Linked DNA regions of Homo sapiens: region 1 is linked to region 2. Evidence: read pairs that join two places in POLR2A ChIA-PET (ENCODE). Cell type or tissue: Panc1. All regions are shown on one strand. Each heading gives the region's core, and the rest is flanking DNA. Links, peaks and the distances in the headings are about the cores only. Region 1 overlaps CSNK1A1 (casein kinase 1 alpha 1). Region 2 has its middle 6.5 kb from the start of ARHGEF37.

What was found. Peaks named below come from ENCODE experiments on the same cell type or tissue, not always from the same donor. Only the 100,000 strongest peaks of a DNase experiment are listed, where the experiment ranks them.
Region 1: POLR2A ChIA-PET joins it to region 2 with 6 read pairs; 9 of 35 experiments call an interaction of 5 or more read pairs at or near these places.

Annotation. Positions count from the first base shown.
Region 1 is chr5:149,519,182-149,524,567 of GRCh38, reverse strand. It overlaps CSNK1A1 (casein kinase 1 alpha 1), which reads left to right. Exons shown (of 10, transcript NM_001892.6): 4 at 4,180-4,278. Among named protein-coding and RNA genes, the nearest start is that of CSNK1A1, 30 kb to the left of the region's middle. RefSeq lists an enhancer at 927-1,096. In Panc1, for the core only: no CTCF peak of the experiment used is centred there; a DNase peak (open chromatin) is centred at 2,592.
Region 2 is chr5:149,572,314-149,577,699 of GRCh38, reverse strand. It overlaps a transcript of ARHGEF37 not described here. Among named protein-coding and RNA genes, the nearest start is that of ARHGEF37, 6.5 kb to the left of the region's middle. In Panc1, for the core only: no CTCF peak of the experiment used is centred there; no DNase peak of the experiment used is centred there.

The sequences.
Region 1 (5,386 bases), core at 57-5,056, 53 kb after region 2:
TCAACCATTTGTGTTACTTAAGACCTAGGAAATTTTGGTGATGTCATGAATTAGATTGATGCATTGGCTGTAGGTTAGATTAAATGGTTTTTACAGCCAAAGTTTGGATATTTCGATCTTAAGAAATGAGAAAGATGAGTAAGGAACAAACCTTAAGGGAAAAGATAATACATTAAGGTAATGATTGGTAAATATCAAGACATGTATAATTTTTTGTTTTGATCAGTATTTGTTACCTTTAAGGGCAGGAAAATGCTGGAAATGCTTTAAGTTAAACTCAGTGTGCTTATAAAAATACTATGAAGAGAATGACATTTAAAAATATAATGGAGGGTTTGTGACAGCTCTCTAGTCCAGATTTGCCTATCACATAAAAAGGAAGAGGGAAAATAACAGAAGAAAATAAAATGAGGAAAAGGGAAAGGAGAACACAGGTTATTTGTTTTATCACTTACCTTTATTTACTTTATCACTTACCTTTTAATACTATTATTTATGTATTACCCAAAGCATCACTGTGAGCTTCTTTCAAGTAAATGTCATAAAGTAAAATGAGATAAACAGACATGGTATTTGAGGTGGAATTTTAGTAAGTTTGTAAATTCAGAGGGATGAAGAGAAGTAGGTTAATGGGCACAAAAATACAGTTAGGAGGAATAAGTTCTAGTATTACATAGTATAGTAGGGAAATTATAGTTAACAATAGCTTATCGTTTATTTCAAAATAGCTAGAAGAGTAGAATTGTAATGTTCCTAACACAAAATATAAATGTTTGAAGTAATGGATATCCCAACTACCCTGATTTGATAATTACACATTGTATACATGTAACAAAATATCACACATACCCCATAAATATATACAACTATTATAGATCAATGAAAAAACTTTGTCTATAATTCCAAGGATTAGAAAGTAGTGCCCATTTTCTGTAATCAGCACCTGATACTCCCCAAGCTTCTTAACCTTAAAAGTACTCAGTGGCTCAAGCAAATGTGAGCAAATTGTGATATTTGTGGCACAAAACAAACTCAAGCATTAAAAGGTTAAAAGTGGCGCGGCACACTGGCTCACGCCTGTAATCCAGCACTTTGGGAGACCAAGACACGAGGATCTCTTGAGCCCAGGAGTTCCAGGCTACAGTGAGCTATAATAATGCCACTGCACTCCAGCCTGAGCAATAGAGCAAAGACCCCATCTCTTTTATGTTAACAGCCTTTAATGTGGGCTGGGTTTGGTGGCTCATGCCTACAGTCCCAGCACTTTTGAGAGGCCAAGGCCGGTAAATCACCTGAGGTCAGGAGTTCGAGACCAGCCTGGCCAACATAGTGAAACCCATCTCTACTAAAAGTACAAAAATTAGCCAGGCGTGGTGGCTGACACCTGTAATCCCAGCTACCCGGGAGGCTGAGGCATGAGAATCACATGAACCCAGGAGGTGGAGATTGCAGTGAGCCGAGATCGCACCACTGCACTCCAGCCTGGGGGATAGAACGAGACTCTGTCTCAAAAAAAAAAAAAGCCTTTAATATGTTTTAACTAACATATATGAGTGAATCCTAATAAAAGAGTTATGGCTTATGTTTTTGTTTGTTCAGTAACACGTAAGCATCCATACATTGAACATGTATTGAGAGCCTACCACTGTACTTAGTGCTGGGGGTTGGGGTGGCAAAAAAATAAGAATTAGTCTCTTCCCTCTAGAAAGAAACTTAGAGTCTAATAAAGAAAGATGGAAAAATAAGATGTTCCATCCTTGTTGTAGAGTTGTAGAAGTCTCTGTTGGGTACACGGGTAACAAATGTGAAAAAATATAATTCTGAGGAAGGGAGATACAAGAAAGCTTTCATTTAAGGTAGTTGACACCTAAGTCTTGCTCTGTGGTTGACAGGTAACAGGTGTAAGTTGTTCAAGCCAGAGATTACTAGTTTGGCTTCAGAAGACATTTGTCAAGGTAGAAGAGTACAATTTAGAATCTGTGTATTCATGATAATAAAAGCTCTGGGGAAAATGGGGACAAATAAAAAATAGAATCCTAACAGATACTACTGGGTAGAGCAAGAACATATGGACAGAAAGATAATGTTGGCAGTCTTTGGATATGTAATCTATTTAAAAATACAACTTCTAAGTAAGTGTCTTATAGAAAAGATAGAGGCTGGGTGTGATGGCTCATGCCAGCAATCCCAGCACTTTGGGAGGCAGAAGCAGGAGGATCACTTGAGCTCAGGAGTTCGAGAGCAGCCTGGGCAACATAACGATACCCCCCTTTCCACAAAAAATACAAAAATTAGCTGGGCATGGTAACGCGCATGTCCGTAGTTCCAGCTTCTCAGGGGGCTGAGCTGAGAGGATCACTTGAGCCCCGGAAGTTGAAGCTGCTGTGAGCCGTGATCTCGTCACTGCACCCCAGCCAGGGTGACAAAGTGAGACTCTGTCTCAAAAAAAACAAAAAAACACAGAACTTCTATTGTATACAAGAAATGCCATAAGCAGTCAAAATAAAAAATAATTTAAATTTGTTTACATAATGACAGATAAAAGATTGTTTGTTTTATGACGAGAACTCCTAAAAGCTAACAAGAAGACAATAGGCCGAAAGAAAAATAGGCAAAGAGTGGAGCTTGACAGTACATAGAAGAGTAAATCCTCATAGAAGGGCCAGGCGCAGTGGCTCACGCCTGTAATCCCAGCTCTTTGGGAGGCCGAGGCAGGTGGATCATTTTAGGCCAGGAGCTGGAAACCAACATGGTGAAACCCTGTCTCTACTAAAAATAAAAAAAAGTACCCAGGCATGTGGCGGGTGCCTGTAATCCCAACTACTCGGGAGGCTGAGGCAAGAGAATCGCTTGAACCCAGGAGGCAGAGGTTGCAGTGAGCCAAAATTGCACCACTGCACTCCAGCCTGGGCAGCAGAGTGAGTGAGACTCTGTCTCAAAAAAAAAAAAAAATCCTCATGGAAGGATTACTTCTAAATCGAGGCCGGGCATGGTGGTTCACACCTGTAATCCTACCACATTGGGAGGTCGAGGCAGGAGGATCTCCTGAACCCAGGAGTTCAAGAGCAGCTGGGCAACATAACGATATCCCGTCTCTACCAAAAATTAAAAATTAGCTGACACAAAAAAATTAGCCAGGTGTAGTGGCATGCACCTTATAGTTTCAGCTACTCCAGAGGGTGAAGTGTGAGGATCACTGGAGCCTGGAAGGTTGAGGCAGCAGTGAGTTATGGTTGCTTCACTGCACTTCAGCCTAGGTGACAGTGAGACCCTGTCTCAAAAAAAAAAAAAAAAAAAGAAGAGTAAATCCAAATTGTTACAGCCTATTGTGGAAGGCAGTGTGATATTATCTATCAAAATGAAAAATACACCCTTCAACTCAGCAACTCCCCATAATTATATGGGATTTGAAGCCCATAGAAATAAAAGCACTAGTGGGTAAAGATACATGTCTATTAATGGCATTATTTATAGTAGGAAAAAGTGGAAAACAATGTGAGAATACTGTGAGTTGGGGAAGACATAACATCTCTACCACAGAATATTTGTAGCCATTAAAAAGGATATTTGAGCTATAGCGTTTGACTTTGCATAATTTCCAAGAAATTAAGGAAAGCTTTTAAGAATGGCATGTTTAATATTTAACTTTTGGAATGAGATTATATAAGAATTATAACAACTACTTATAGCTTAATCTGCCAATCTGTCAACATCCTCCACTCCCAAGTATATGTGTATCTGTTTGTGTGCATATGTATATCTTATAACATGGAATTAGGTCTGGGTAATACAAGGCCATTTTAACAGGTTACTTTAGAAGGCCTAGGATTGAGTGTGGAAAGTTTTTATTTTATTTCCTTTATTGTAGCAACTGAAACTATTATACAGGTATTCCTTTTATTATTTGAAAATCACAAACACCAAGTCTTCCTATGGGGTTAGACCCTGCCATGGTTTTAATTATTAATACTAGAAGGTAAAGCCAAAGGACACAGCAGGTATATGCTTAGATATCCATTAACCTAGAAATAAATGGAGAACTTAGTTGTCCTTTCCATTTCATTTTCTTTAGCGCTGTCTTTGTGAACTCTAAATAATTGAGATACTGAAATACTTAAGAAATGTGTTGATTTTCATTTACTACTTAACTCAATTATCTCTCCCTTCTTTTTTTTCCAGATGATCAGTAGAATTGAATATGTGCATACAAAGAATTTTATACACAGAGACATTAAACCAGATAACTTCCTAATGGGTATTGGGCGTCACTGTAATAAGGTTAGTCAAATGCTCTTTGCATGAAAGAACAAAGAGTAAAGTTTCGACAAGAATTGCTTTGGTAAACTTTTCAATCTTTTAAAAAGCCATAGTAAGTTGAATTTGCTGTTGACAGTTGCTTTAAAAGATTGTGCTATGAGGATAATCAGCTAACTCCATTAACTTAGTAACTTGAAATAAATTATCTTCAACTTACCCAACCGAGGTTAGTTACCTATATGGAAATATAAAATTCTAAGGGCTGTATAATGAACTGTAGTTGTCTAAGTTATTTAACTGTTGAACAGTTGTATCTATTTTTCATTCACAAAAATAGCAAAAACCCCCATATTCTTTTCTTCCTGAATGCTTAAAACCAGATTTTAACCTTTGGCTCTGAAGTGTGGGTTTTTATAATATATGTGCTTGTGCCAGTGTGGGAACACTGACTTATCTGTCACCATGGTGTTAACATTTGCTGACTGAGCATGGTTGATAATGAGAATTCTTCAGTCCTTGAATTTGTGTATTTAAAAGGGTAACTTTTGGGCCTGCTTCAAAAGTAGTTGACAGTTTTTTACTTGGGTGCCAAATTGGGTGAGTTCTCCACCCCTCCCTCTCCCTTTAAAGGAAAATGTAGACAAGTGAAATGAACATTCATACAACAAAACTAGTGTTCATTTGGGGTCTCTGAGAGTGGTTCAACTTATGGGGTGATTGGGTTTTAGCTAGTGGCGCATGATTGCAGTTAGAAACTAATTGTGTTGACTTTTTTTCTGTAATGATTAGTCTTACTGAGTGAATTGCTTTCTTTATCGATACTATGTTGAGCTCGGGCAGACAGGCAGCATTGGCAATGCACTAAGCATGTTGTGATCTGATGATCTATCTGATAGAAATTCTCAACTTCAGGACAACTTGGGGGCTTTTTTTGTTTTTTTGTGGCTTTTTTGTTTTGTTTTTGGAAGGAAGATGCCCATTTGTTTTACTAAACTATTAGGAAATGTTTGGTGTTTTTAGGTCTAGCTATAAATGTTTACCTTTGTTTGCCTGTATGAATGCCAACTGGGAGACATTACCATTAGAATTGGTGTTATTTGTCAATGTGAGATACTGATGTTGGTCTGAT
Region 2 (5,386 bases), core at 322-5,321:
AACTAAAAGAATTGAAGAACATAATCTGCATAATGTACTTAATACAGCAACTGAGCTGAATGCTCCAAACCTGGAGAAGTGGGTGTTATGTTTGTTTCTCAACCTTTTATAAGTTTAGCTAATCAGAGAACTTCTTTATAGCACTAATACTTTCTTCCCATACCATTTTTTTTAATCATTAGAATCACTTGCTGTTCCAGAGGTAAGCAAAAGAAGGTTGAGAAGAAAGAGGTAAGTTGTGCCAAATGTGTACTTAGCACCACAATACGCGCAATGCTATGAGTCAAGTAAATACATTTTTCTGATAAATTTTTTAAAAGCTGTCTACCTCTTTTAGAGTCTCAGTCTTGGGATCATATCTAATTTTTTATTCTACTTTGTGAAATCTACCACTCTTTCCATAGTAATAATGAAAACAGGTGCTACTTATTGAGTGCCTAATACATGTCAGTAATGTTTCATAGATTGTTTCTAATCCTGACAATCATCCTATGATAGATATTATTTGCATCTTACAGATGATGAAATTGAGGCTCAGAAAGATTAAGTAAGTTGTCCAAGATTATATAGCTCATAGGTGACTGGGATTTGAAGCCAAGTCTACTACTATACCACAGTGTTTCTCGTGTGGTTGCTTTCTGCAAAGATCTCTATAACCGTGTAAAAAGTGTATTCTACTAAGTCTAGAACGTAAGTTTTGAGAATTATTTCTTCTGTCTCCTGAGATATCAATTTTTTTTTTCAGACAGAGTCTCTCACTCTGTTGCCCAGTCTGGAGTGCAGTGGCACGATCTCGGCTCACTGCAACCTCTGCCTCCCAGGTTCAAGAGATTCTCCTGCCTTGGCCTCCCTAGTAGCTGGGATTATAGTTGTACACCACCAGGCCTGGCTAATTTTTGTATTTTTAGTAGAGATGGGTTTTCACCATGTTGGCCAGGCTGGTCTTAAACTCCTGACCTCAGGTGATCCACCTGCCTTGCCTCCCAAAGTGCTGGGATTACAGGTGTGAGCCACCATGCACGGCCCTGAGATATCAATCTGTAAGAAAGACAAGTCAAGAAATTATTGGTTGGCCGGGCGTGGTGGCTCACACATTTATCACATAACAGACAAATTTATGTTATGGTGGCTAAACGTTTATCACATAACAGACAAATTTAGTAGCCTCATTACTAATGTATAATAATTTTTATAACAAGACTGTCTGCTTTATTGAGCCTATAAGCCAGGCATTCTGCTAGATGATACTAAAAGATAAGTGTTACCATCTTCTTTCTACAAATGAGAAAACTGACATTTTGAGAGATTCAGAAGCTCACACAGGCCTCACTACCAGGAAATGACAGAACTGGGACTGAAACCTCAGAAGTATGACTTCAAAGCCTGCATTTCTTCCAGCATCTCATACCCTCTCTGGGCCTATTTTACAATTTCTTTGTTTATTTGTTTGCTTTTGAGACGGAGTCTCGCTTTGTCACTCAGGGTGGAGTGCAATGGCATGATGTTGGCTCACTGCAACTTCCGCTTCCCAGGCTCAGGAGATTCTCATGCCTAGGCATCCAGAGCAGCTGGGATTACAGGCATGTGCCACCAGGCCCAGCTAATTTTGTATTTTCAGTAGAGATGGGGTTTCACCACTTTGGCCAGGCTGGTCTGGAACTCCTGACTTCAGGTGATCTGCCCACCTCGGCCTCCCAAAGTGCTGGGATTACAGGCATGAGCCACTGTGCCTGGCCCTGTTTTACATTTTGTATTGAAAACCACCACTTAGCCAGGTGCCAACACGCCCAGCTAATTTTTTGTATTTTTTGAGGGGGGGGACGGCAGGGGGTTCACCTTGTTGCCCAGGCTAGTCTCAAACTCCCTGAGCTCAAGCAATCTGCCCAGCTACTTAGGATGCTGAGGCAGGAGAACTGCTTGAACCCGGGAGGCAGAGGTTGCAGTGAGCTGAGATTGCGTCACTGCACTCCAGCCTGGGCGACAGAGTGAGACCCTGTCTCCAAAAAAAAAAAAAAAAAAAAAAAAAAATAGTCATTTGGTTGCAGTGACAGAAATCCAACTTATCCAAAAACTACAATGTCCAACAGAAGAAAGGGCCATCTCTACTTTGTGTCTTTTCAAGAGAGGAAGCCCCTTGAAGAAGCTCTCTAGCAGACCCTTCCTCATGTCTCATTGCTTAGAATAGTATCCCACGTGCATAGCTAAACCAATCACTGGCCTAGAGGGATGAAGACCCATCACTGGGTCAGTCCCCTGAGCATAGAGCCATGTAGCCTTAACAAAACTGGGATCTTATTGGGTAAGAGGAAAGAAAAAGAGGAATGCTCTTAGGTAGGCAGCCAACGGTGTCTGCTACAACAGGGAGTTGGCAATTCTATAGGGAAATTAGGGAGCCAAAGATAAGGTGACCTTTCCTACCGAGTCTGTAAAGAAACATTTCTTACCAGGAAAATGAAAAGTTATACCAGACAGAAAGTACAGACAAGGCATAACAATATGAAACTAGCTTGTGTTTTCAGAAACTGCAGGAACTTCATTATAAGTGGATTGAATGATCTGCATGGATTGTTCAGTGACAGACAAGACTGGAGACATAAGCAGGCACCAGATCATGAGGGCATGGGTGCCATACTCAAGAATTTAAATGTAATCTGTAGGTAATGGGGGAGCCATTGAAGAATGAGAACAGCATAATATTATTTAATTCTAGAAAGATCATCTGTCTAGAGAGTGGAAAATGGATCCCAGAAGACATAAGGCTGAGGTGAGAAATCATTTAGGAAGTTGTAGTATTCGGCCAAGGGAGAGACAAAGACTCAGATTAAGGTGCAGTGATAGTGAGGTAGAAGAGGAGAAAGTAAGAGTAAAACTTTGATGGAGTATCTGTAGAATTTGGTGACCTATGGGATGTAAGGAGATGACTACCTGGGCTGACTCTGGGATTTCTGTCTTGGATAGTCAGGTGGACGATGGATGAGACAAATTTTGGGCTAGCTGATACCTGTGCTATGCAAGTGAAGGTGTCAACAGGAAGATGGATGTAAGGTTCTGAGAGAGGGAAGTTTGGACTGGCAATATAGACTAGGAGGTCACTGGCATATCCGTTGTACATGAAGCCATAAGATGAATGAGATCACTCTAGGAAAGCAGTAAATGCACGAAAAGAAGAGGGCTAAGGCCAAAAAACTGGTGAACACAACCAAGGGGCAGGCAAAGAAAGGGGAGCCGGCAAAGAATAGATGGAGCAGTCAGATAGACCTGTGAGGAGACCCAGCCTTTTAGTAAACTTCCTGATAGACAATATCCTCCAGCTTCTGTGTTTCAGTCTGGTCCCATACCACCAGATAAAATTATAGTTGAAATTCTGGATCAGTACCCTTCCAAGTATTGTCTGAATGATTGTAATATTTGATTTTTATTTATTGGTTTCTAGATGAAAGTTTCCTCTGTTAGTGCACCTCTGCTAGAAACTGCATGAGAAAAATGTCTAGTGAAAGGGAAACTCCCTCTCCTGAAACATGCATTCAGTTCCTTGGAATACAGTCTCAAGGTCTTGTCACTACAGATTTAATAATCTGCCATTGTGTGGGCAAGGATAGAAATAATTTATAAGGGTGCAAGTTGATACAACCATTTTCACTCAGATATTTCATTTCTATTAATTTATCCTATCACACAAAGTATATAAAGATATTCGCATAAGGATGTTTATTGTGACTTAAAAAACATCCAAGTGAAAAGTTAAAAATAGCCCATATAACTATCAACAGGATACTGGTTAATAAATCCCAGTATCTCACACAATGGAATACTATGCAGCCAATAAGAACAAGGTTAATCTATGAGTATTGACATGTAAGGATATCCACGTTATAGATATGATATATTGTAAATTTTAAAAAGCAGGTTATAGGCCATATATTGATTATATATGTAAATATATATATGGTGCATATATAATCTACTGAATCATTCAACAGATATTATTGAAGCAGGCACTGTTCTGGGGATACATTAGTAAACAGGACAGAAAAAGTTCCTGTCTCATTGAGCTAATGTTCTAGTGAAGGAGGTAAAGTCAATAAAAGAGTAAACACACACACACAATTTTAGATACTAATACATGCCATGAAGGAAAATAAAGCAAGGTAAGAAGTTGAAGAGTAACTGGGCATTGAGTTAGTATGGGTAAGGGGATATTTTAAATAATTTGGTCAAGAAAAGTGCTCCTATGGAGAGAACATTTTAGCAGTGACGTGAATGAAGTAAGGAAATGTATTAGAGTTCTCCAGAGAAAAAGAACTAACAAAGTGTGTATACATACACACACAGAGAGGTTTATTTTGGGGAATTGGCTAATGTGATTATGAGACTTGGAATGCTATGGTTTGGATACAGTTTGTTTGTCCCTACCAAAACTCATGTTGAAATTTGTTCCCATGTGGTGGTGTTGGGAGGTGGGGCCTAATGAGAGGTGTGTGGGATATGGAGGCTTTACCCTCGTGGGTGTCTTGGTACCATCCTCAAGGTAGTGAGTAAATTCTTACTCTGGTGGGACTGGATTAGTTCTTGCAGGAATGGATTAGTTCCTGTGAGAGTAAGTTGTTATAAAGCCAGGATGCCCCTTGGGTTTTCTCTCTTTGCATGTGTCTACTTCCGCTTTGACCTTTTCTGCCAGATTATGACCCAGCGCAGAAGTCCTTGCCAGAAGCCAGGGCCACGCCTTTGAACTACCAAGCCTGCAGAATTGTGAGCTAAATAAATTTTTTTTTAAAATAAATTACCTAGTCTTAGGTATTCTTTCATAGCAACACAAGATGGACTAAGACACTTGGTAAGTCCAAAATCTGCAGTGTAGGCCAGCAGGCTGGAGATTCAGGAAAGAGTTGTAGTTTCAGTCCAAACACAATCAGTTTGGCAGAATTCCTTCTTGCTTGGAAGAGGTCAGTCTTTGTTCTCCTAAGGCCTTTAACTGATTGGATAAGGCCTACCCACATTATGGAGGGTAATCTGCTTTACTCAAAGTCTACTGATGTAAAGGTTAATCTCATCCAAAAACACTTTCACAGAAACATCCAGAATAATGTTTGACCAACTATCAGGACACTGAGGCCCAGCCAAGTTGATACGTTAACCCTCACAAGTCCATCACTTGTCAGCTTGGTACCCATATGCATCTCCTTAAACCATGCTTCCAAATAAAGACAATAACAAGTTCATACTTCCACCTGATATTACACAGTATTCTGCATACAACTGAAAATGCATCAACCCTTTCCCCAGAAGAGAATGCAAAGTCCTTGGGTAATGTTTACTTGTCTCCTTGATAGCCTGTAACTTAAATACTACCATGTAAAGTTAACAATATTTACATACTATGATATTA